2 separate regions of the Homo sapiens genome follow, and region 1 is linked to region 2. A link is an interaction called in ENCODE POLR2A ChIA-PET data of the cell type or tissue named here. Cell type or tissue: endothelial cell of umbilical vein. All regions are shown on one strand. Each heading gives the region's core, and the rest is flanking DNA. Links, peaks and the distances in the headings are about the cores only. Region 1 holds the start of LOC124907951 (a long non-coding RNA gene). Region 2 overlaps HSPE1-MOB4 (HSPE1-MOB4 readthrough).

The links. ChIA-PET counts read pairs that join two places held together with the same protein. Peaks named below come from ENCODE experiments on the same cell type or tissue, not always from the same donor. Only the 100,000 strongest peaks of a DNase experiment are listed, where the experiment ranks them.
Region 1: POLR2A ChIA-PET joins it to region 2 with 6 read pairs; 4 of 35 experiments call an interaction of 5 or more read pairs at or near these places.

What each region holds. Positions count from the first base shown.
Region 1 is chr2:197,462,858-197,473,618 of GRCh38, forward strand. It overlaps COQ10B (coenzyme Q10B), which reads left to right. Exons shown (of 5, transcript NM_025147.5): 4 at 7,213-7,314. LOC124907951 (a long non-coding RNA gene) reads right to left here and starts at 10,184. Exons shown (of 2, transcript XR_007087903.1): 1 at 9,984-10,184; 2 at 1,457-1,585. In endothelial cell of umbilical vein, for the core only: no CTCF peak of the experiment used is centred there; no DNase peak of the experiment used is centred there.
Region 2 is chr2:197,553,582-197,563,497 of GRCh38, forward strand. It overlaps HSPE1-MOB4 (HSPE1-MOB4 readthrough), which reads left to right. Exons shown (of 9, transcript NM_001202485.2): 9 at 1-118. It overlaps MOB4 (MOB family member 4, phocein), which reads left to right. Exons shown (of 8, transcript NM_015387.5): 8 at 1-118. It overlaps LOC124907952 (a long non-coding RNA gene), which reads left to right and starts at 5,071. Exons shown (of 2, transcript XR_007087918.1): 1 at 5,071-6,176. In endothelial cell of umbilical vein, for the core only: no CTCF peak of the experiment used is centred there; a DNase peak (open chromatin) is centred at 3,010; H3K27ac peaks cover 939 bases.

The sequences.
Region 1 (10,761 bases), core at 1-5,000, 91 kb before region 2:
ATCTCCTAACTGTGTTACTTTATACAATGTTAGCATTATTCTTTCCAAATAGAAATTTGAATATAATATGGGAATGGGAAACTTTTCCCTTTTTTTTCCCTTCTATTGAGGACTACTGACCCACAGGACAGATCACTTGCGCCACCCAAGTGGGAAATGTTTTAATTTAATTTTTCAACTGTTTTAAAATATGAATTAAATACTTTTATTATTGGGGGAAGAGTAAATTTGTTTACTAAATATATAGTTTTTTAAGTTAAAGAAGGAATGGTGGGGAAGAAGGAAGGAAAAAAATTAAAGTGGTGAGAGGATAAAGAAAGGTAGAAAAGATATAGGCATAGCGCTGTGGCTCACGCCTTTAATCCCAGCACTTTGGGAGGCCAAGGCGAGCGGATTACGAGGTCAGGAGTTCAAGACCAGCCTGACCAACATGGTGAAACCCCGTCTCTACTAAAAATACAAAAATTAGCCGGGCGTAGTGGTGCTTGCCTGTAATCCCAGCTACTCAGGTGGCTGAGGCAGGAGAATCACGTGAACCCGGAGGCAGAGGTTGCAGTGTGCCGAGATAGTGCCGCTGCACTGCAGCCTGGGCAACACAGTGAGACTCTGTCTCAAAATTAAAAAAAAAAAAAAAAGATATAAATATGTCATGTCAGGCAGCTGAGATGGGAACCCAAGAAGTTGAGGCTAGAGAGAGCTGTGATTAAGCCACTACACTTCAGCCTGGGCAACAGAGTGAGACAGTGTCTCAAAAAAAATTAAATAAAAATGAAAAGAAAAAATATAAAAATATTGGGGGGCAAAGTGGCTCACGCCTGTAATCCCAGCACTTTGGGAGACTAAGGTGGGTGGGTCACCCGAGGTCAGGAGCTTGAGATTAGCCTGGCCAACATGGTGAAACACCGTCTCTACTAAAAATACGAAAAAATTAGCCAATATGGTGGCAAGTACCTGTAATTTCAGCTACTCAAGAGGCTGAGGCAGGAGACTCACTTGAACCCAGGAGGCAGAGGTTGCAGTGAGCTGAGATCGCGCCAGTGCACTCCAGCCTGGGCAACAAGAATGAAACTCTGTCTCAAAAAAAAAAAAAAAAAAAAAAAAAAAAAAATATATATATATATATATATATATATATATATACACACACACACACACACACACACACACACATACATACACACACATATATATATACGTATATATATATATACACACACACACACATATATATATATACATATATATGTATAAACATTGTTGAGATTATCCTGCCAAGTACCAGGTACTGAAATGCCAACTGCTCTTACATTATATTAATCATCTTATGCTTGTCAGAGGAGGATACACATGTAGAAAAGGGTACCGACCTTAAAAACAAAAAGGCAGAATTCCATGGGATAATGCATATTTCTTTTGCATTCCCATTTTGGAGTGGCCAAAGATTTTTAAAACTGAGTTATTTTTTGCCCACAGGATTTAATGATGATATAATTTCTTGGTAAGTGGCCAGAGCCAAATACCTTAGTCAGCTCTTTGTTAGGCATTGAAGGGGGTGCAGCTCTCAGATGTGCTCTTTCTGGTGCAGCTAGAAAGAAAGAGAACACTGTCACTGTCCAGTGAAGCTAAGACCCTATCTGCCCTATTCTTACCCTTAAAACTTCAATTCCACTTAAAATGCTGTGGACTAGGATTTTGCTATTATTACAAATGCTTTCACCTGCTTGCCTCATTGTTTTAGAGTTTTTAAACTACTTTCTGTCGTAATAGCTAACATTTACTGAGCCCATTTTACTGCTTTACTTGAATTACTCAAATTTTCACAAAAGCCCTTTGAGGTTCAAGAGTTATTATTTATTTTAGAGTTGAGGAAACTAAGGCTTAGAAGAGATAGAAAACTTGCCCAAGGTCACAGAGCCAAGACTCCAGCTGTCTGACACCAGTGAATATTTCTATAATCTTAATTTTTTTTTTCTATTTCCTGAGCTCAATTTACCATTCAGTCCCTTAGAACTTAAATCTTTTTTTTTTTTTTTTGAGATGGAGTCTCACTCTGTCGCCCATGCTGGAGTGCAGTGGCGCTTCCAGTGGCGTGATCTTGGCTCACTGCAAGCTCCGCCTCCTGGGTTCACATCATTCTCCTGCCTCAGCCTCCCGAGTAGCGGGGGCTACAGGCTCCCACCGCCAAGCCTGGCTAATTTTTTATATTTTTAGTAGAGACAGGGTTTCACCGTGTTAACCAGGATGGTCTCGATCTCCTGACCTCATGGTCTGCCTGCCTCAGCCTCCCAAAGTGCTGGGATTACAGGTGTGAACCACCGCACCCATCCAGAACTTAAATCTTAGTATATATATTATGCTGCTTCTAACTAAAAGAACTCTAAATAAACCTCATTTTTTCCTCACTGTCTACCTTTCTTCTGTTCCCTGCCGCCTTTTTTTTTTTTTCCTTTGAGACAGAGTCTTGCTCTGTTGCCCAGGCTGCAGTACAGTAGCACAAGCACAGCTCACTGCAACCTCTGCCTCCCGGATTCAAGTGATTCTCCTGCCTCAGCCTCCCAAGTAGCTGGGATTATAGCCATGTGCCACCACGCTCGGCTATTTTTTTTGTATTTTTAGTAGAGACGGGGTTTCTCCATATTGGCCACGCTGGTCTTGAACTCCTGACCTCAGGTGATCTGTCTGCCTTGGCCTCCCAAAGTGCTGGGATTACAGCCATAAGCCACCAGGCCCAGCCTCTCTCCCCTGCCTTCTTAAAACCTACAGGATAAGCTAGGTTTGGTAGCATGCACCTGTAATCCCAGCTACTCAGGAGGCTGAAGCGGAAGGATCGCTTGAGCCCAGGAGGTTGAGGTTGTAATGTACAGTGATCATGCCTGTGAATAGCTACTGCATTCCAGCCTGGGCAACATAGCAAGTAAGACTCCATCTCTAAAAAACAAACAAACAGGCTGGATGTGGTGGCTAACACCTGTAATCCCAGCACTTTGGGAGGCTGAGGCCGAGATGGCTGCATCACCTTAAGTCAGGAGTTTGAGACCAGCCTGGCCAACACGGTGAAACCCCATCTCTACTAAAAATACAAAACTTAGCCAGGCGTGGTGGTGAGTGCCTATAATCCCAGCTACTCGGGAGGCTGAGGCAGAAGAATCACTTGAACCCAGGAGGCAGAGGTTGCAGTGAGCCGAGATCGCGCCATTGCACTCCAGCCTGGACAATGAGTGAAATTCCGTCTCAAAACAAACAAACACAAAACAAAAACAAAACCACACAGGATAAAGTAAATCTCTTTATCATTGCACATTGACCCATTTACTTCCCTGCTCCCTCCTCCCACGTAATACTATACTTGATGTTCAGCTAATACCGAATGTCTTAAAAGTTCCACGAATGCACAGTACAGCACTATTCCACAGCCGTGTGCCTTTGCATATTGCTTATTCTTCTATCTGTAATGCACTTACCTTCTTGATATTCCTTCAAATTCTGACCATCTGGGGTCATTTTCTCTCTTTCCTTTCATATTGATAAGTAGCACTACCTTGGTGATTCTCCTGTGCTTTATTCATGCTTTCTTTTATCACTCTGTAATATATTTCTTCAACAGGATTTCTCCTTGACAAGACTGTGGTACTTGAGGGAAGGAGCCCCTGTCTTTTTCATCTCTGTAACCTCAACAGCAATACTATAATGATGGGAGTCATGAAGCCTCCTTACTTATGAAGCTTTCACTACCTGTATTTTTGGATTATTGCAGATTCAGAGACATTCATAATAATCTTAGAGTAAACTTTCAGCACTGCTAAGGGAGGGATAAACTGTATTAGAAAAAAAGTAATCTTCATAATAACCTGCATTAGATGATCATAGCTATCTCAATTTTATGAAGCTTAAGGAGATTAAGAACCTTGGGCAAATTCACACTTGCATGTGTCTGACTCCAAAACTATTTTTTCTTTTTTTTTTTCCTACTCTCCTTCCCCCTATTTTTTCATTATAAGTTGCCTCACATAATAATGCTAGTTTGTTTTTTAAAGACATACTTGAGAATATATGCTCAACTTTCAGTTGTTCCTGGGTTCAGTTTCCAGATTTTTTTTTTTTTTTTGAGACCAAGTTTCACTCTTGTTGCCCAGGCTGGAGTGCAATGGCATGATCTACGGCTCACCGCTTCCTTTGCCTCCTGGGTTCAAGCGATTCTCCTGCCTCAGCCTCCTGAGTAGCTGGGATTATAGGCACGTGCCACCACACTGAGCTAATTTTTGTATTTTTAGTAGAAACGAGGTTTCACCATGTTGGCCAGGCTGGTCTCAAACTCCTGACCTCAGGTGATCTGCCTGCCTCGGCATCCCAAAACACTGGGATTACAGGAATGAGCCACCATGCCTGGCCTGGGTTCTGGATTTTATTTATTTATTTATTTATTTATTTATTTAGATGGAGTTTCGCTCTTGTTACCCAGGTTCTGGATTTGATTGATTGATTGATTGAGATGGAGTTTCACTCTTGTTGCCCGGGTTCTGGATTTGATTGATTGATTAAGATGGAGTTTCGCTCTTGTTTTCCAGGCTGGAGTGCAATGGCGCAATCTCAGCTCAGCACAACCTCTGCCTCCTAGGTTCAAGCGATTCTCCTGCCTCAGCCTCCTGTGTAGCTGGGATTAAAGGCATGCGCCACCACGCCCAGCTAATTTTGTATTTTTAGTAGAGACGGGGTTTCTCCCTGTTGGTCAGGCTGGTCTCGAACTCCCGAACTCAGGTGATCCGCCCGCCTTGGCCTCCCAAAGTGCTGGGATTACAGGCATGAGCCACCATGCCCGGCCAGGTTCTGGATTTTAATACCCAATAGACAACACAGTAAAAATTATTATTTTTTACCCAATACAGTAAAAATTATTATAAGGGAAGAACAGAAGCCATGTGACAGTTCTGTGAATTATTAGCTGACCAAAACATGCCTGTCACTTAATATGTCAGTAATTCTAGTCTACACTAATCTTTAATGGCCAGAAGCCCTTGAACATTTTCAGAGAGGCAACAGTTCAATGACTTTTACTGCCTGCTTCATGATAGAAACATTTTGTATGGATTAGTTTATATAATGGTCTAAATCAGTTCACTCAGAACAGTCAGTAGTAGGTCATCATTATGACAGCTTCTACTATTCAGTATCTCTGCTCTTAGAAATGAGGTCTTTGGCAAACTCTTCGTGTCAAAACATAACAGTAAAAATCCGTGCGTCCTTGGGCTAGATAATTGGAGTGAGTGAAATACTGCCAGATTTTGTATAAAAGTAGTCAGAGGAGGCCGGGTGTGGTGGCTCACACCTGTAATCCCAGCACTTTGGAAGGCCGAGGCGGGGGGATCAGGAGGTCAGGAGATCGAGACCATCCTGGCTAACATGGTGAAACCCCATATCTAGTAAAAATACGAAAAAAAATTAGCCGAGCATGGTGGCGGGCATCTGTAGTCCCAGCTATTTGAGAGGCTGAGGCAGGAGAATGGTGTGGATCCAGGAGGCGGAGCTTGCAGTGAGTCGAGATCGCGCCACTGCACTCCAGCCTGGGTGACAGAGTGAGACTCCGTCTCAAAAAAAAAAAAAAAAAAAAGTAGTCAGAGGAAGGTGCTATGTTACAGTGAATACTCCCAAAACCTGTTTATCCTTTAATGTTAAATTTCCTATAAGCTTCTTAAATGATTGTAAAGAAGGGCAGAATGTATTATCCTAAAGTTGGGCAACTGAAATAACAAGATTTTATTATAGACTCTTGATGCTCTTAGAAATTACCTGTGCACTTTAGGAATGCTCTAGATTATTTGTGTGGATGAGGTGGTTCACGCCTGCTGTAATCCCAGCACTTTGGGAGGCCAAGGCAGGAGGTTCACTTGAGCCCAGGAGTTCATTACCAGCCTGGGCAACTTAGGGAGAACACAACTCTACAAAAAATGAAATAATTAGCTGGGCATAGTGTCACACACCTGTGGTCCCAGCTACTTGGGAGGCTGAGGTGGGAAAAAATAAAAATAAAAATAAAAATAAAATGCTGAGCATCTCTCAGGGTCATAACGAGCATAATCAGTCCTAACAATGAACTAGTAACTATGGTTCTGGTTACCATTTTCAGATTGCAGATGGCATCTCTTTCATGGATCTCAATAAATTTTTTTATTTTTTATTTTTATTTTTATTTTATTTTTTCAGACAGTGTCTGGCTCTGTCACCCAGGCTGGAGTTCAGTGGCGTAATTATAGCTCACTGCTGCCTCAGTCTCCTGGGCTCAAGCAGTCCCCTCACCTCAGCCTCCTGGGTACTTGGGACTACTGGCATGCATCACTAAACCTGGCTAATTTTTAAATTTTTTTCGAAGAGACAGGGAATCTCGTTCTGTTGCCCAGGCTGGAGTGCAGTGGCATAATCATAGCTTACTGCAGCCTCGAACTCCTGGGCTCAAGTGATCCCCCAACCTTGGCCTCCCAAAGTGATGGGATTACAAGTGTGAGCCACCACATCCAGCCACAATAAGTATTTTTTTTATGATACAAAATAGGAACTACCAAGATGCCCTGCACATAGTATGGTTAAGTATTGTGATTGTGTGCATACTGAATATAAAGTATACATGTGCATTGAAAAAATCAGAAAGAAATGGATCAGGGCTAAGGGCCAGGACTACACAGTTAGGAAAACTAGATAGAGGCCTCTAGGAATAAGGAGCAAAGAGTGAAGGAAAGACTATACGTGATTAATAAGAGAACAGTCTTTGAGTAGGAGATAAATGTGTACCAGGTACCTTATTAACATTTCAGTGATCTCATGATATAAAGTAGGTATTATTTTACAGATTAAGGAAATAGGGTATGGGGATTTAACTTGTTCACGATCACTTATATGTGGCAGAGCTAGAAATAAGCTTCCAAGAAGCTCCCTCTTTTGCTTCTAGAGGAAGGAAAGCTAAGTAGCAAAGCAGGTGTTAGCAATGGAAGAGAAAACACCTGGCAATCTTAGGGATCCCTGCAGGAAAAAAAAAAAAGGCTAATATTGGCAAGACATTACTTCCTAGTACCAAGCTAAAAATTAGATATCTTTATCTCCTATGGTCTGACCTATAAAAATTATTACTTATGAAAGAAATCAGCCTCAGTCATAGTAGATTCTTAGATTATGTCCAGTAGCAAAGGTATTTAACTGTGGTTTTATTTTTTCATTTTGTTGTAGGCATCTTGTACTGATGGGAGACTTTTCAATCATTTGGAGACTATTTGGCGTTTTAGCCCAGGTCTTCCTGGCTACCCAAGAACTTGTACCTTGGATTTTTCAGTAAGTCTCATAAAGCCCTTGATTTGTTCCACTTATGAGGTAAAATTGGTAAAAAGTAATCATTTTTTAGAACACAGAGGCCATAATTATATTGAATACCTTTTTCTGCATAAATGCTAATGAACATTTCTTTTTTATTCTATTTCTTGCAACCTTGAATATTCCTTCATTCTGTTTTTTACAAATCTGTAGATTGTAAGATACATGCCATGACTTTACAACCAGCTTAATAACAGTTTTAAACTTAATAATAGTTTTAAATTAACACCAAATGAAAGAACACATTGCATATAAGATGCAGAAACAGGCTAGGTGCAGTAGCCCATGCCTGGAATCCCAGCACTTTGGGAGGCTGAGTCAGGTGGATCACTTGAGGCCAGGAGTTTGAGACCAGCCTGGGGAACATAGCAAGACTTTGTCTCTAGTGAAAATAAAATTATCGGCTGGATGGGGTGGCTCACACCTATAACCCTAGCACTTTGGGAGGCTGAGGCGGGCAGATCACCTGAGGTCAGGAGTTCGAGACCAGCCTGACCAATATCATGAAACCCCGTCTCTAGTAAAAATACAAAAATTAGCCGGGCGTGGTGGCATGTGCCTGTAATCCCAGCTACTCAGGAGGCTGAGACAGGAGAATCACTTGAACCCGGGAGGCGGAGGTTGCAGTGAGCCGAGATCGTGCCATTGCACTCCAGCCTGGGCAACAAGAGCAAAACTGTCTCAAAACAAATAAAAATAAAAATAAAATTATCCTTGTGTAGTGGTGCCCACCAGTAGTCCTAGCTGCTGAGAAGGCTGACGAGCAGATCACTTGAGTCCAAGGGTTCGAGCTTGCAGTGAACTATGATCACATCACTGTACTCCATCCTGGGCAACAGAGTGAGACCCTGTCTCAAAAAATTTAAAAATAAAACATGCAGAAATAAGGTAATATATTTTTTTCATTTTTTTGCATCTAGAGTCTGGTAACTTTCTTTTTTTATTTTTTTGAGATGGGGCGCTACTTTGTCACCCAGATTGGAGTGCAGTGCTGTGATATTGACTCAGTGTAACCTCTGCTTCCCTGGCTCAAGTGATCCTCACACCTCAGCCTCCCGAGTAGCTGGGACTACAGGAATGCACCACCACACAGGCTTATTTTTGTATTCTATGTAGGGATGGGGTTTTGCCATGTTTCCCAGGCTGGTCTCGAACTTCTGGGCTCAGGAGATCTGCCTACCTTGGCCTCCCAAAGTGCTGGGATTACAGGCGTGAGCCACCGCACCCAGCCTAGTAACTTTCTTTTTCATATAATCGTAGTTATAGAAAACTTAAAGCAATTTGTGGCTTTTTCTTTGCCAACAGGTAATATGGGAGTTGTTCTCTGTACAGGCAACTTGGGCATTGAATTTTAAGAAATGGTGGCAATTTTGACTAAATTATCGTGTGCTGTTCTCAGCTCTTGAGTAATTTTCATTAAAGCATTATAGACATTAATAGGACAATTGGGGCCAAGCACAGTGGCTCACGCCTGTAATCCCAGCAATTTGGGAGGCCGAGGCGGGCAGATCACTTGAGGTCAGGAGTTTGAGACCAGCCTGGCCAACATGGCGAAACCCCATCTCTACTAAAAATACAAAAATTAGCCGGGTGTGGTGGTGCATGCCTGTAGTCCTAGCTACTTGAAAGGCTGAACCAGGAGAATCACTTGAACCCAGGAAGTGGACGTTGCAGTGATCTGAGATCGTACCACTGCACTCCAACCTGGGTGACAGAGTGAGACACTGTCTCAAAAAAAAAAAAAAAGGACAATTGGGAAAATTTGAATAAGGTCTATATAAATTAGATAATAGCATTATTATCTAGTAGTAGTAACTCCCTCTGTTAATTTCCTGATTTTGATAATTGCAGTATGGTTATTGAAGACATTAAAATAGGGAAATATGGGTAATGGGTACATGGGAATTCTTTGTATTATTTTGTAGTTTTTTTTTTTTACAAAAATGAAATTATTTCGTAATGAAAGATAAACATTTTAATATTTAGAGGATATTTGGTCCTTAAAACACAGTTCTCAAACCAGTTGTCTTGAATTCTATATGGAACAATGAGAGGGTATAAATAAAGTTCTGAAAGGGTATCCAAGGGAGAGAATACAGTCATGGGTTCTTAGTTTCTGTTTCTGGTTGGGCCAGTAAAGCCTCTTCCTCATCCCTCTTTTCCACTTAACCACTAGAGACAGAAACTAAAACCCATGGCTTCAGGCTGTTAAAAGCCTAAAACAAAACAAAACAAAACAACAACAACTACAAAATAAGGTGGATTGGACAAGCTTGTCCACATCATTGGCTACTTTAAGATTGAACCACGTGGCCGGGCGCAGTGGCTCATGCCTGTAATCCCAACACTTCGCAAGGCCTAGGTGGGTGGATTACCTGAGGTCAGGAGTTTGAGACCAGCCTGGCCAACATGGTGAAACCCCGTCTCTACTGAAAATACAAAAATTAACTGGACGTGGTGGCAGGTGCCTGTGGTCCCAGCTACTCTGGAGGCTGAGGCAGGAGAATCGCTTGAACCTAGAAGTCAGAGGTTGCATTTGAGCCGAGGTTGGGCCATTTCCAGCCTGGGCGACAGAGCAAGGCTCCATCTCAAAAAAAAAAAAAAAAAAAAAGAAAGATTAAACCACTTACACCATCTGCCCTGTGGGTTAGGCACACATGTGCATGCACACTTCCAGCCTCCTCTTCCTGCTGGTGCTTCTCAGTGATACCTATGAGAAGGATCACTTTCCTTCCTTATTTCCTTTTGTGGGATAGGATGGATCTAAAAGGGACACATTAATAAGAAGGCATAGTGATTAATGTATTCAGCAAAGGTTTTTTCCAGTCTTCTCTTATTAAGAAACAGACTTTTTCCCTTGAAATGAGATTTCATTGGCCTTCTTTATGTAAGCTTATTGTGCCAGCAATTGTGCTTGTTGCAGTAAAAGAAGATTCCCTCTTTTGTGGGGGTGCTAAAAATCCCACCTACATACATCCACACAATTCTACCTTAGATACCCAGTTCATAGTGTGAACACCACTGTCCTAAGTGGAGATTTAGTTTAAAAAAAATCTTTCTGGCTGGGCACAGTGGCTCATGCCCATAATCCCAACACTTTGGGAGGCTGAAGTGGGCAGAATTGCATTAGCCCAGGAGTTTGAGATCAGCCTGGGCAACATGGCAAAACCCCTTCTCTACGCCCCCCCCCACAAAAAAAAAAAAAATATATATATATATATATATATATATACACATATATACATATATATATATGTATATATACACGTATATATATGTATATACGTATATATATACGTATATATATACACACACACACACACAAATTAGCCACATGTGGTGGCATATGCCTGTAGTACCAGCTACTTGGGAGACAGAGGTGGGAGGATTGCTTGAGTCCAGGAGGTT
Region 2 (9,916 bases), core at 8-5,007:
AGCTAAATTTTAAATTGTATATACTTTATTTTGTGAATCCTTGTTGAATGTGCTAAAGGTTTCTTTGTGTAGTTCTTCCATGCTATGCGAATATTTTAGTAAAAGTAGTTGATTTTTATTTCTTCAAGCATCTCATTGTTAACAGACAATACATATGGACCAGATGTAGTGGCTCACGTCTGTAATCCCAGCCCTTTGGAGGCCAAGGTGGGCAGATCATTTGAGGCCAGGAGTTCAAGACCAGCCTGGCCAACATGGTGAAACCCCATCTCTACTAAAAAAATACAAAAATTAGCCAGGTGTGGTGATGCATGCCTGTAATCCCATCTACATGGGAGGCTGAGGCAGAAGAATAGCTTGAACCTGGGAGGTGGAGGTTGCAGTGAGCCGAGATTGCACCACTGCACTCCAGCCTGGGCGACAGAGTAAGACTCCGTCTCAAAAAAAAAAAAAAACGTATTTGTGCAATATGCTTAGCAGTTTATTTGAGATGATAAGAACATTCAAATCTGTTTTCCTGAAAAAATATGCATTATTAGTATAGAGTACACTATGAAACCGGAAAGCTACCAAGTGAATCCTCTAGAGGGTTAGATTACCTATCTAATAATAGGTTCATTGTGGAGCCTTACTCTTCATTTGTATGACTTTTCTGCTACTTTTTTTTTTTTAGGCGGAGTCTTGTTCTGTCACTCAGGCTGGAGTATAGTGGCGCAGTCTCGGCTCATTGCAACCTCTGCCTCCTGGGTTCAAGTGATTCTCCTGCCTCAGGCTCCTGAGTAGCTGGGACTATAGGTGTGCATCACCACGCCCGGCTAATTTTTGTATTTTTAGTAGAGATGGGGTTTCATCATACTGGTCAGGCTGGTCTTGAACTCTGACCTCAAGTGATCAGCCTGGCTCGACCTCCCAAAGTAGTGGGATTACAGGGGTGAGCCACAGTACCCGGCCTACTTTTTTATAGTACACAAAGCTTCATATCAAGTGTGAGCACCTAATGTAATTAAGCAAAGAGAATACTAAATTTTCGTATTAACCTAAATTTGTAAACGATAAAAACATTGGCCGGGCGTGGTGGCTCATGCCTGTAATCCCAGCACTTTGGGAGGTCAAAGCCAGTGGATCACCTGAGGTCAGGAGTTCGAGACCAGCCTGACTAACAAAATGAAACCCTGTCTCTACTAAAAATACAAAAACTAGCTGGGTGTGGTGATACGCACTTATAAACCCAGCTACTTGGGAGGCTGAGGTACAAGAATCTCTTGAACCTGGGAGGTGGAGGTTGCAATGAGCTGAGATTGTGCCACCGCACTCCAGCCTGGATGAGAGAGCAAGACTCCATCTCAAAAAAAAAAAAAAAAGAAAAGAAAAAATTGACACCGTGAACTTAAATCCATGAAGTATGTCAATTAAGTGATGATTCTAGGATTAACTGTGACATCAATATTTAAAACTAGTGAACTGTTCATTTTTTCATAAGATCAAGATAATATGCTGATCTGGATTTGTCTCATAAACCTTGTTAAAAGCAGTTTTTAATTCCATAAGTAGTGTATTTATCTTTTTTTATTTTATTTTTTGAGATGGAGTCTCACTCCTTTGTCACTCAGGCTGGAGTGCAGTGGTGTGATCTCGGCTCACTGCAACTTCCTCCTCCCAAGTTCAAGCGATTCTCCTGCCTCAGCCTTCCAAGTAGTTGGGACTACAGGCCTGCACCACCGCACCATCACACCCGAGTAATTTTTGTATTTTTAGTAGAGACAAGAGCTTCACCATTTTGGCCAGGCTGATCTCGAACTCCTGACCTCAGGTGATCCACCGGCCTTGGCCTCCCAAAGTGTTGGGATTAGAGGCATGAGCCACTGCGCCCAGCCAAATAGCATATTTATTATTTTATTTTGGGTGGACCTCATGAGAGCCACCTATATCTTATATAACAATTAAAAATATTTACTTCTAGTTTATGTTACAGGTTATAGTATTATCTCTGCCTTTTTTTGTATCAGGAACATGCTTATACAGTATGCTTTATGTAAAATAATTATCTGTATCCCTACAAGTATTTGCTGATATTAAATATTTTTGATGACTGGGCATAGTGGCTCACATCTGTAATCTCAGCATTTTGGGAGGCTAAGGCCAGAGGATTGCTTAAGGCTAGGAGTTTGAGCCAGCCTTTGCAATATAGTGAGACCCCAATTTTTGTCTATACAAAAAATTTAAAAAATTAACTGAGTATGGTGGTGCACACTGGTGGTATCAGCTACTGGGGAGGCTAAGGCAGGGGTTTGGCGGGGATTACTTGAGCCCAGTGGTTTGAGGCCACAGTGAGCTATGGTTGTGCCATTGCACTCCAACCTGCGTGACAGAGTGAGACCTTACCTCAAAAAATAAATATTTTTGGTTTTCCTTAGCATCAATGTCTACAAGAAAATGCTAGGTTTCTTTTAAAAAATGCCTTATTCCTTGTTTTAAAAGTAAGAGATTAAATCAAGAATAACAGGATTCAGTAATCCCCCACTTCTCTCAGAGATAGATTGAGGGGAGTTGATAAAGGAACAAGGGAACTCCAGAGATGAGGAAATAATAGTGGGTATAGTCATTATGGTAATAGCAAATGAGATACCCCTTCACCCAATTCCATAATATCAGTAGGGTCTTTTTGACTTCTGAGAATAAGTCCCTAGTTACCTGCCCTGAAAGATGTCATTATGTTTTTAAAACCAGATATGTATACATAGATAAATCATATGCTTGCCTTGATTTTGGTAAAATTTAAACCACTTTTTAAATCTTTGGTGCATTTTAAAAACATTTTATGAAACAGATGCAGACCTTGGATTCTGATTGTTGAGATACCATGTCAGTAATTGTATTAGTTTCCTATGGCTGTTATAGTAAACCACAAATTTAGTAGATTAAAACAATATAAACGTATCCTGTCACACTTCCTGAGTTCAGAGCTCAAAATCAGCTTTACTGGGCCAAAATACAATTCCTGGTTCCTTCTAGAGGCTCCAGGGAAGAATTCTTTCCTTGCTTCTTTTAGCTTCTGGTGGCTGCCAGCATTCTTTGCCAGCATAATAATTCAAGTCCCTACTTCCATCATCACATTGCTTTTCCTTCTGTGATGGTATTTCCTTCTGACTTCCTCTTACAAGGACACTTGTGATTACATCATTGGGCCCACTTGGGTAATCTCCCAATCTCAAAATCCTTAAGTACTTTTGCAAAGTCCCTTTTGCCATGCAAAGTAACATACAAGTTCCAGGGATTAGGATGTGGACATTTTAGGGGCCTTTATTCAGTCTACACAGCAATCCTCTCAAATTCACTTTTTTTTTTCTTTTTTTAATACAGGGTTTTGCTGTGTCACCCAGGCTGAAGTGCAGTGGCGTGGTCTTGGCTCACTGCAACCTCCACCTCCTGGGTTCAAGCGATTCTCCTGCTCAGTCTCTCGAGTAGCTGGGATTACAGCCACCATGCCTGGCTAATTTTTGCATTTTCAGTAGAGATGGGGTTTCATCGTATTGGCCAGGCTGGTCTCAAACTCCTGACCTCAAGTGATCCACTTGCCTCCGTCAAATTTACATTGTTAGGCTGGGCAGGCACGGTGGCTCATGCCTGTAATCCCAACACTTTGGGAGGCCGAGGCGGGTGGATCACTTGAGGTCAGGAGTTCGAGACCAGCCTGGTCAACATGGTGAAACCCCCCTTCTCTGTTTAAAAAAACAAAACAAACAAAACACAAAAAATTAGTCGGGTGTGGTGGCATGTGCCTGTAATCCCAGCTACTCAGTAGGCAGAGGCAGGAGAATCGCTTGAACCTGGGAGACGGAGGTTGCAGTGAGCCAAGATCGTGCCACTGCACTCCAGCCTGGATGACAGAGCGAGACTCGTCTCAAAACAAAACAAAAAAACACAAATTTACATTGTTAATCTCATAGTTCATGCTATGGACTTAATTTTTACTCTATAGTGGGACTTTTTATTTCCTGCCTGTTATCCACTTCGTGTCTCCCAAACACATAGGCATCATTTAAGTCTCTGAAAAACTGAATTTGGGATCATTTTCTGCAGGTTACCATTTGCTACATCCTCCTTGTATTGATCCATTTGTATATAACTAAGTTCTTGGTATAATCTTTAAAAAAAATTTATTGTAATAATACTTAACATGAGATCCACTCTCAACAAATGTTTGTACAATGCATTATTGTTGACCATAGATATAATGTTGCACAGCAGATCTCTAGAGTTTATTCATCTTGTTTGACTTTTGTGTGCATTGATTAGTAACCTTTGATTCTATGTATTTGTCCATTTTATTTTATTTATTTTTTGAGACAGAGTTTTGCTCTTGTCGCCCAGGCTGGAGTGCAGTGGCATAATCTTGGCTCACTGCAACCTCTGCCTCCCGAGTTCAAGTGATTCTCCTGCCTCAGCCTCCAGAGTAGCTGGGATTACGGGCATGTGCCACCACACCCACCTAATTTTTTATTTTTAGTAGAGACAAGGTTTCACCATGTTGGCCAGGCTGGTCTCGAACTCCTGACCGCAAGTGATCCGCCTGCCTCAGCCTCCCAAAGTGCTGGGATTACAGGCATGAGCCACCGTGCCTGGCCGAATTTGACCATTTTAGATACTTCATCTAAGTGAATTCATACAGTATTTGTCTTTTTGTGATTGGCTTATTTCACTTAGCATAATGTTCTCAAGGTCCATCTGTCTTGTAGCATATTGGAGAATTTCCTGTTTTGTTTTGTTTGTTTGTTTTTTGAGACAGGGTCCCATTCTGTCACCCAGGCTGGAGTGCAGTGGCAGTCACAGCTCATTGCAGCCTTGACCTCCTGGGCTCAAGCAATCCTCCCACCTCAGCCTCTTCAGCCTCAGCCTTCCCGGTAGCTGAGACCACAGCCTCGGCTAAGTTTTTAATTTTTTGTAAAGATGGGGTCTCACCATGTTGCCCAGGCTGGTCTTGGACTGCTAGTCTCAAGCGATCCTCCCACCTTGGCCTCCCAGAGTGCTGTGCTGGCATTACAGGTGTGAGTCACCATGCCCAACAAAGAATTTCCTTTTTTAAAGGCTGAATAATATTATATTGTATGTATATATCACATTTCTTTATTCATTGACAGATGAATAAAGCCAAACAACTTAAATGTTGTTTCTACACCTTGGCTATTGTGAATAGTCTGATATGAATATAGGAGTGTTAATATGTCTTCAAGATCCTGACTTCAGTTCTTTTGTATGCATACCCAGAAGTGGGATTATTAGAGCATATGGTAGTTATATAATTTTCTGAGGAACCTCCATTCTGTTTTCCACAGAGGCTTTGCATTCCCACCAACAGCACCCAAGGGTTCCAATTTCTCCACATCCTTCACAGAACTTTTGGTTTTTGATAACAACCATCCTGACAAGTGTGAAGTGATATCTTATTGTATTTTTTTCCTTTCCTAAATTTTTTTTATTTTAAATTTAATGTTAGAGACAAGTTCTCACTATGTTGCCCAGGCTGGTGTCAAACTCCTGAGCTCAAGTGATCCTCCCACCTCGGCCCCACAAAGTGCTGGGATTACAGGCATGAGCCACCGCACCCGGCCCTTACTGTGGTTTTGATTCACTGATGGCTAGACATTGAACATTTTTTCATATACCTGTTGGCTATTTGTATGTCTTCTTTGGAGAAAAGTCTATTCAAGTCTTTAGCCCATTTTTAAATTGGGCTGTTAGTTATTTTACTATTTAGTTGTAGGAGTTCCTTATATATTTTCGAGATTAACCTCTTATTAGAGATACGTTTGCAAATATCTTCTCCCATTCCCTAGGTTACCTTTTTCACTGTTGATTTTTTCCTTGCTTGTGCAGGAACATTTTAGTTTGAGATAATCCCACTTGTTTTTTGTTTTTATTGCCTGTATTTTGGTGTCATATGCATGAAATTGCCACAACCAATGTCATGAAGGTTTTCCCCTATGTTTTCTTGTAGGAACTGTATGCTTTTCAGTCTTACTTTTAAATCTTTAATCCATTTTTAGTTGATTTTTGTGTATGGTGTAAGAAAAGAGTCCGATTTCAATCTTTTGCACATGGATATCCAGCTTTTCCAACACCATGTATTGAAGAGACTACCTTTTCCCTTTTGTGGATTCTTGGCAACCTTGTTGAAGGTAAGTTAACTGCATATGTACGGATTTATTTCTGGACAATGTGATCTCTTAGTTGATGCATAAAACCACATTGCTGATGTGGTTCAGCGATGTTGCTTGCCAGTTTATGAAAGACAGAGTTCAGGAGAGATGGAAGTAAATGAGGTGGAAGAATGTTTTCCAAGTCTTTTTGTACATCGAAAAACAAAAGAGAGAGTTTAAAACTACAGATTCTTGGACTCCACCTTGGAAACTGCTTTGAGAATGGGAGGACCTGATTCCGGGTTTTTAAAGTTTCCCAGGTGACTCTGATACGCTGCTAGTTCTGGAAATCACTGGAAAATTTAGGATATGAAGTTAAGTTTCATTTTAGCCAGATCCTATAATCCATCCCAACAGTAAATGATGAGATTCTCTAGTTAGACCCAAAAGTGCTTCTTGGGGCCAGAGTTTAACATTGTAGTCATTGTCTGAGTTGTGGGAGTAGGTTAGAGTTTGGGAGCTGCGTGAAATCTTTTCATGGACGAGAATATTCGGTATAGCAGCATATGGTACACTAAATAGTAGGGATGTTTGGGGACTTCTAAAACCCCTGATTTACTCCCAGGGCATATCTTAATCACTACTGTGATTTTGGTTGATTATAAAACAGCCCGTTCTCCTGTTTACAATTCTAAATTGAAAATAGGCCAGTCGTCAACTGGCTAAAATCCCATCTGCCTTTAGCTTTCACTAGCTAATTTATAAGTATGCCAGAAACTTCACAATGTACCCATTCTTTCCCAGGGATTCCTACACTAACCCGATGATTTCTCTCTCTTTTTTTTTTTTTTTTTTGAGATGGAGTTTCGCACTTGTTGCCCAGGTTGGAGTGCAATGAATGGTGCCATCTTGGCTCACCGCAACCTCCATCTCCCGGGTTCAAGTGATTCTCCTGCCTCAGCCTCCTGAGTAGCTGGGATTACAGGCATGCGCCACCATGCCTGGCTTATTTTTAGTAGAGATTGGGTTTCTCCATGTTGGTCAGCCTGGTCTCGAACTTGCGACCTCAGGTGATCCACCTGCCTTGGCCTCCCAAAGAGCTGGGATTACAAGAGTGAGCCACCACACCTGGCCTTAACCTGATGATTTCTTCTTCTTTCTTTTTTTGAGATGGAGTCTCTCTCTGTCGCCCAGGCTGGAGTGCAGTGGCGTGATCTTGGCCCACTTCAACCTCCGCCTCCTGGGTTCAAGCGATTCTCCTGCCTCAGCCTCCCGAGTAGCTGGGACTACAGGCACCCACCACCACACCCGGCTAATTTTTGTATTTTTAATAGAGACAGGGTTTCACCATATTGGTCAGGTTGGTCTTGAACTCCTGACCTTGTGATCTGCCCACCTCGACCTCCCAAAGTGCTGGGATTATAGGTGTGAGCCACTGTGCCTGGCCAACCTGATGATTTCTTAAATTGGATCCAAATGTGCTTCTTTAGTCAGAATTGCACATTGCAATTGTTATCACTTGGTCCTTCTCTTATGCATCAAGTGATTTAATATAAAATACGAAATTTCAAATCATTACCCAGCAAAAATTCAGTCTGTTAATCTAGATCCAGTTGAGTGACTAAATCAAGAAATTGTGAACTTAGTGCAGTGCCATTCTATTTCATGAATGTAATATATTTGCGTCTGTCTTGACAGGTAAGTAAATGAAGCACTTCTTTTGTTGTTGCTTTTGAGATGGAGTTTCACTCTTGTTGCCCAGACTGCAGTGCAATGGCATGATCTCGGCTCACTGCAACTTCTGCCTGCTGGGTTCAAGTGATTCTCCTGCCTCAGCCTCCCGAGTAGCTGGGATTACAGGCGTGCACCAACACGCCTGGCTAATTTTTTGTATTTTTAGTAGAGACGGGGTTTATCCATGTTGGTCAGGCTGGTCTCAAACTCCCAACCTCAGGTGATCCACCTGCTTCGGCCTCCCAAAGTGCTGGGATTCCAGGCGTGAACCACCACACCCAGCCTGTAAATGAAGCACTTTAAAGATTGTATTCATCATCTTGGAATCAAATTAGAAAACAAATTTTAGATAACAGCTATGTAAACAGCACAGCCTTCTAGAAGCTAGAACTGAGACTACTGGAGAAGAAATTTGATGTTTGTGACTTTGAAAGGAAAGGAGTACGTTATGAATAAGTGCATCTTTATAAGTTTTTAATTTCACTCTAAGGAAATTTGGAATGTCTTACAATTTACAGTTTTTTTGTTTGTTTGTTTAATTATTTATTTATTTTGAGACAGCGTCTTGCTCTGTTGCCCAGGTTGGAAGGAGTGGCATGGTCTCAGTGCACTGCAACCTCCACCTCAGCCTCCTCAGTAGCTGGGACTACAGGCACACGCCACCACGCCAGGCTAATTTTTTGTATTTTTAGTAAAGATGGGGTTTCACCATATTGGCCGGGCTGATCTGGAACTCCTGAGCTCAAGTGATCCTCCCGCCTCGGCCTCTCGAGTGCTGGGATTGCAGGCATGAGCCACTGCACCTGGCCTTAATTATTAATAATTAGTCTAATCTTATTATACTGTATGAATGTCTCCTAGAGTGAGGCTAGTTAGGTTTGTAGGCTTGTATTTTTGTTAGGTTTTATAAGTAATAGTGGTCTCAGTAAACATATAGCTTTATCCTTTTAGGCATCTGATATAATTGAGTTAAGAGACAATATATTCCCTTGTTCTGAGCCTCCTTTGAGGTGTTAATATTGGATTTAAAATCATATTTAACTCATTTATGTTTTAATCTTTTTTTAAAATTATACTTTAAGTTCTAGGGTACATGTGCACAACATGCAGGTTTGTTACATATGTATACATGTGCCATGTTGGTTTCCTGCACCCATTAATTCATTATTTACATTAGGTATATCTCCTAATGCTATCCCTCCCCCATCCCCCACCCCACAACAGGCCCCGGGGTGTGATGTTCCCTGCCCTGTGTCCAAGTGTTCTCATTGTTCAATTCCCACCTATGAGTGAGAACATGTGGTGTTTGGTTTTCTGTCCTTGCGATAGTTTGCTCGGAATGATGGTTTCCAGCTTCATCCCTGTCCCTACAAAGGACATGAACTCATCCTTTTTTATGGCTGCATAGTATTCCATGGTGTATATGTGCCACATTTTCTTAATCCAGTCTATCACTGATGGACATTTGGGTTGGTTCCAAGTCTTTGCTATTGTGAATAGTGCTGCAATAAACATACATGTGCATGGGTCTTTATAGTAGCATGATTTATAATCCTTTGGGTATATACCCAGTAATGGGATCACTGGGTCAAATGGTATTTCTAGTTCTAGATCGCCACACTGTCTTCCACAATGGTTGAACTAGTTTACACTCTCACCAACAGTGTAAAAGCGTCCCTGTTTCTCCACATCCCCTCCAGCACCTGTTGTTTCCTGCCTTTTTAATGATTGCCATTCTAACTGGTGTGAGATGGTATCTCATTGTGGTTTTGATTTGCATTTCTCTGATGGCCAGTGATGATGAACATTTTTTCATGTGTCTGTTGGCTGCATAAATGTCTTCTTTTGAAAAGTGTCTGTTCATATCCTTTGCCCACTTTCTGATGGGATTGTTTGATTTTTTTTCTTGTAAATTTGTAAGTTCTTTGTTGATTCTGGATATTAGCCCTTTGTCAGATGGGTAGATTACAAAAATTTTCTCCCATTCTGTAGGTTGCCTGTTCACTCTGATGGTAGTTTCTGTGCAGAAGCTCTTTAGTTTAATT